Linked DNA regions of Mus musculus: region 2 is linked to region 1. The links are chromatin loops, found by intact Hi-C in ENCODE. Cell type or tissue: left cerebral cortex. All regions are shown on one strand. Each heading gives the region's core, and the rest is flanking DNA. Links, peaks and the distances in the headings are about the cores only.

What was found. Peaks named below come from ENCODE experiments on the same cell type or tissue, not always from the same donor. Only the 100,000 strongest peaks of a DNase experiment are listed, where the experiment ranks them.
Region 2: it touches region 1 in a loop (6-fold over the local background); 39 of 42 quality-filtered maps call a loop at or near these places.

The regions. Positions count from the first base shown.
Region 1 is chr7:89,498,435-89,501,242 of GRCm38, forward strand. No RefSeq gene overlaps it. Among named protein-coding and RNA genes, the nearest start is that of Prss23, 18 kb to the right of the region's middle. In left cerebral cortex, for the core only: a CTCF peak has its summit at 1,697 (motif pointing right); DNase peaks (open chromatin) are centred at 1,235 and 1,696; H3K4me3 peaks cover 785 bases; H3K27ac peaks cover 208 bases.
Region 2 is chr7:89,840,548-89,843,355 of GRCm38, forward strand. All of the region lies in intron 7 of Me3 (malic enzyme 3, NADP(+)-dependent, mitochondrial), which reads left to right. Among named protein-coding and RNA genes, the nearest start is that of Ccdc81, 62 kb to the right of the region's middle. In left cerebral cortex, for the core only: a CTCF peak has its summit at 1,517 (motif pointing left); a DNase peak (open chromatin) is centred at 1,514.

The DNA.
Region 1 (2,808 bases), core at 266-2,765:
CGAGAACAGATCTTATAGCTATGCTCTCGCGATCCCTTGTTAACAAGACATCCAGCCATGGCAATGACCCAGTTTCCATCACATCCCCAGTGTGTTGAAACTGAGTAGCAGAAGGAACCATGGATTCCACCTATTCCCTCCTTGATAACATTGCAGAAATTCTCTGTACTAAGTTCCAAATATCTTACAAACTGTTTCCACCGAGAGGAACCATGCAGGCCATGCCCCTTCGTTCCCTATAGCCGCTGGTCACTCTGTTTGTGGCCAGTGCTGATTGTAACTGAGTCTTTCTTTCATTGAAGACAAACAGGTGTCCCTTAGGGTCCGTGCATTGATCCTGGCTCTCCTTTCCACAGTCATGTAGAACACAAGATCCCTTATCTTACTGGACTGTGCACATCTCTAAAGATGAGGTCATTTTTCATATGTTATCTCATTGGAAGTGGTTATGTGACGTTCACAAGGGCATGCACCATTTCAGTTTTACCTAAATGAGTGCCTTGCACACAGCACGTTCTATAAATACAAAGAAGTAAGTATCCTCCTACCATGTACTGTTACCCCACTGATTGCTTTATACTCACTCTACTCTTAAATGTTGAGTGTATGTGCTTACCAGCGTGTATGTATATGCGCCATGTCCATATAGATGCCCACAGAGGACAGGAAGAGGGTGTTGAATCCCAAGGAATTGGAGTGACCGGTGATTGTGAGCCATTGAGAACTGGCCAATGTGAGTATTAGGAGTTGGACCAATGTCCTTGTCAAGAGCAGCAGGTGTCCCTAATCATCTCTCCATCCCCAGTACTCCAACCTTGCTGGGAGAAGTCTCTAATCCAATTCTGCAGACCCTGTGTTGCTGGAGAGGAAATAGCATCAGCTTGTGTGATCGACTGTCCTCTTACAATTTAGATTTTAACAAAAGTAAGATTTTTCTTGAAAAATCTTTTAATAAAACCATTTTAAATTCTGAGAACTTCTTGGTACTCTTTAATGAGCCAATAAGGCTTTAAATTAGTAATGTTTGCTGCACTGAGCTTCCTGGTACAGATGTCTGGGATCTAACATCCAGCAGAGAGTCAGGCATTGACACTCACAGATCAGGCCTCTCCTTCATTTTCTACAGGATCTCAAAGGCTTTCCAAGGCATTTGGATGAAGCTCAAATGGTTGGGCGTGAACAAGTCACAGTTCCAACTATCCAGATGGAGCCAAGAAGTCTGGGACCAACTGCGGGGGAGCCCCCAGAGTGCTAACTTGTTTATTATGGATGAGAGTATGGGACTCGCGCCCAGCTGCATTCAGCATATATAATTGGCATTTTCAAAGTGCAACACAGCCTTTAAGTCATCCATGCACCCCTAGATTACCTGGCATCACGCCAATGTTGACAGAGAAAGTGAACGCCAGGCAAGTGGAAAACAGCGCTGAAGCAAAGCCACAATGGAAACTTCTAGGAAGGATTTCACCGCGGTCAGTAGAATGCATCGATCGTCACAAAGTGCCTGGACTACTTTGCACATTGCTTACCTTCAAGGGAAAAGGGAGAGGCTGTGTTTGGATGTCCCCTTTGTAAATGGGAGAAGATGTGGAAAAGACAAAGTTAAATCAAATACTTAGTAGAGCCACCAGAAAGTCCCTTTTGGGTTCGGAGAATTGGAGGAGAGCAGCATAGTTATAAGTCAAGGAAACCACTAGGGGGCAACCCAAGAATGGGGGAAAAGCAGCGGCGGCCGAGAAAAGTTGCTTTCTATACTATTCGAGGAAAGCTGAGATCACGCAGTAAGCAGAACAAGGTGATATTTCAACATGTTGATTTTTACCCAAGGTTACTCTTGACTTGGGAATTCCTCCTAACTGGTCAGAAACACTAAGCAACAACTCTCTAAACAGAATTGTGCTATCAGGAGAAACTGCAGCGCTAGAGTAGTGCACCTGACGGTTTTAAATTCCTTCTCCAGGGCAGTGGGAAACTTTGAAATGCTCGCAAATGGGAAGGACATTTAATTAATGGTAGATATAAAGTGACAGAGAGTAAAGAAAATCTGAGCACGCTTAGCGAGTGTTTATTACCCAACGCTGGCTGTTTGGTAAACAATAAACTGAAAGGAATTACACGTGTTAATGCCCAGGTTTATAGATTCAAGTGTGATCACAATGTTTTAGCCTTTTCCACAACTCTCATGAAAAATTAGATTTTTCGATTTAAATTCCCCTTTCTCCCAGTAAGTCTTGATGGCATTTTTCTATATTTAAGAACTCCAAAAGAACAGAGCAGGGGCGTTAGAGACTTTATGGAACAGAAGAACAGTCACAATTGAGGTGATCAGTACAGAATGATTCTTCCTGGTACTCTGCTGTAGCTGGCCGACAAACATCTTTGCTACAGTGGGAAAGCAAGATGAGATATTTTGTGGAGTTTCCTATCTTTGCGTTGGACTGCCCTGGCAATTATCTGGGAGTAGTAAAGCATGCCATTTTAAAAGGAAAATGTTCTGTGTCCCAGAATGGCTTATCCACAGAGGACATTAGTCACGCTTGGGTCACACTGCTTTGCCAAACATGGCATTTTTTCCCATCGGGGAACTGGATATAGAACTGGTATTAATAAATCCAAGAAAGGAAATGCAGCGGTGAGGCTGGACACTAACTGGGAGATTTATTAAAGTGTATGGGAGATTCTCAGCTAGTTTAACTCACAGAGTGGTAATTACATGTCATTGATGCCAAGATAGTTCTGTAGAGAGGGTGATCCCTGAGCCCTGGGAAATAGGGACAGTGTCTTTACTATAGTGACACGCAAGCATCT
Region 2 (2,808 bases), core at 116-2,615, 340 kb after region 1:
GACTATAAAAGGCAGTACAGACCTGGGTTGGGACTACAAGGCTCTCTTTTTAAGAAACAGAAGTTTTACAGTGTGTTTACGCACTGATGGGGATGAATCCAGCAGAGAGGGAGGCACTGAGGATAAAGAACAGAGGAACGAACTGGAGAACAAATCTCATGGGTTCCTGAGAACGAGATGCCGTGCAGGAGGTGGCTTTGCCTAGGACCTCCACCGTCTCTGAAGGGATGGCAAAGGCTGTGGAATGAGGCAGAGGGTCTGGAGACCTGTTGAGAAGGCTCACAGCTTCTGGGCAACTGTTGCGTTCTTCTTTATACATTCAAGTGGAGTCCCAGCATAGCCACTCAATTCAGCTTCTCATGACTGCTTCTATTTCCTTTGAGCCTCACTTTCCTAACAAGGAGTAAAAAACTGAAAATCTCAATAGAGGGAACATCAAAATGCCTTCTCTGTAGAGTTCTTAATAAAGATTAAACAAGCCAGGCGTGGTGGCGCACACCTTTAATCCCAGCACTTGGGAAGCAGAGGCAGGCGGATTTCTGAGTTCGAGATCAGCGTGGTCTACAGAGTCAGTTCCAGGACAGCCAGGACTACACAGAGAAACCCTGTCTAGAAACAAACAAACAAACAAACAAACAAACAAAGAAAAAAGATTAAACAAGTGAGGCTGGTAAGAAAGTAGCACACAGCCAAGTTCACCATAAGACTTATTGATAGGGCTTAGGAAGAGGCTCATTTGCTGAGCAGACTTGAAGACCTGAGTTCGAATCCCCATGACCCATATAAAGCTCTTGACTTTAACCCCAACGCTAGGGGAGAGGCAGAGACAGACAGGTCCTGGGAAACTTAGTCTAACTAAAACAGTGAATTGGAATCTTTCCTGTTGGGAGCAATAAAGTAGAGATCAATAGAGGAAGACACATAACACCCTCCACTGTCTCACATTCATGTACAACACGTACCACACCTAATACACAAACACCCACAACATACACCACAGCACAGAGAAGCAGCAAAGGTATAATAAATAAATAACAGCTATCTGTGCTTTATCGCAGCATACCACTCTTCGGTGCAGCAACTGACCCCAACTGACACCACTCAGAGTCATTGCTGAACACTGATGTCTCCTGCCAAAGTTCTCACCCATCAGCCTCCACTTTACCCACCCTACCCCACCACCACGGTCCTCTCCCACAAAACCATTCTTCCTTTCTTGCTGCTGCCTCCAGCTCCCCAGGAAAGACTATGGTCCAGCTTTTCTTCTAGACCACGGACTTGACCAGTGCACGGACTTTCTCTTCCGAAGGGTTGGTATCCTCCTCTGTATAAGTATAGGGTGTCAGAATCACCAACCTCCTCCCGCACGATGTTCTGCCAATAAGTTTAGTTATTCAACTCTCAGGTTCTAACCTCTAAAGATATCTGATAAGCAAAAACTGAAAACCAAGCCGAAGACTGTCTATCCCAGGAAACATCAACCATGAAATATCTTTGGCGCCATCTACTGGCGCATGATTTGCGAACAACCTCCCTGAAAGCAGATAGTGTTCTACAGAGCCGAAAGCTGATTGCAGATGACAAAGAACTGGTGCTTCCGTGGGAGAAGCCATCCCCACCAGTGTGTGTCAGCATTTGAATAAGCACACGCAAAATCAAGACAGCTTTAGAGATGGGTGTGTAAGTTACTTACTCATAGCATTTCCTGCGTCCCTATGCAATCTTCACAAAACTTTTAATAAAAAAATTTTTGCACGATTCCTGTGCAGGTGTGTGCTCCCATGCATGACAGTGTGTGGGCCAGAGGTTGACATTGAGTTCATTCCTCTTTCATTTTTCCACCTTTATTCTTTGAGACACACTGTCATGTTTAACATGGTATTCACCATTTCAGCTGGAGTAGCTCACCGCGAGCCTCTGGGATCCTCCTGAATCCATTCAATGGTTACAGACACATACTACCACACATAATACCATGTCCTGCTTACACATGGGTGCTAAGGACGCAAACCCAGGTCCTCATGCATGAACAGAAAGCACTTTACACACTGAGCCATCTCCGCAGCCCCGTGGTGATCTTTTTTTAATTTATGTATTCATGTATTTAATGTATATGAGCACTCTGTCTTCATGCACACCAGAAGAGGGAATCAGATCCCAATACAGATGGTTGGGAGCCACCATGTGGTTGCTGGGAATTGAACTCAGGACCCGTGGGAGAGCAGCCTCCCGGCCCCAGTGGTGGTCATTTTTCATCGTTGAAAATATTCTCCTGAGTGTCTACCCTACCTAATTTACTCAATTATCTTTCATTTGTTCGATGTTTAGATTATTTCCAATCACTGTGTATTACAAATAAAACTGTCCCAGATGTTCTAGCCCGTATTTCAGATTCCCATGCATTGATTTCCAAAGGTAGAAGTATAAGATCAAAGGTTAAAAACATTTTATGCCCTGGATTTATATGGGGAAATCATTTTCTAAAAGAAAAAAAAAAGTCTCTCCTTAAATTGAAAAGAATTCTGAAACCTCTCGCTTTCCGTTGCTAGCCACAGATAACCTCATTTTTGTTTTCTGACCGGTTAAAATGGCACAGACCATAAACGGTTCCACTTTAATTTCTTTTCCTTTGACCACATCACAGAAGCCTAACAGTGACCCCGTGGTTACAGTTTTATTGTGAGCCCTCAGTACCAGTCAGGAACTGTACCAGAGAACACTCAACATAAAAGTCTTAATTGTGTATTGGAGAGTTGAAAACAGGAAGAAGAAAAAAAAAAAACAATAAGATTCTGCTCCCCCACCCCC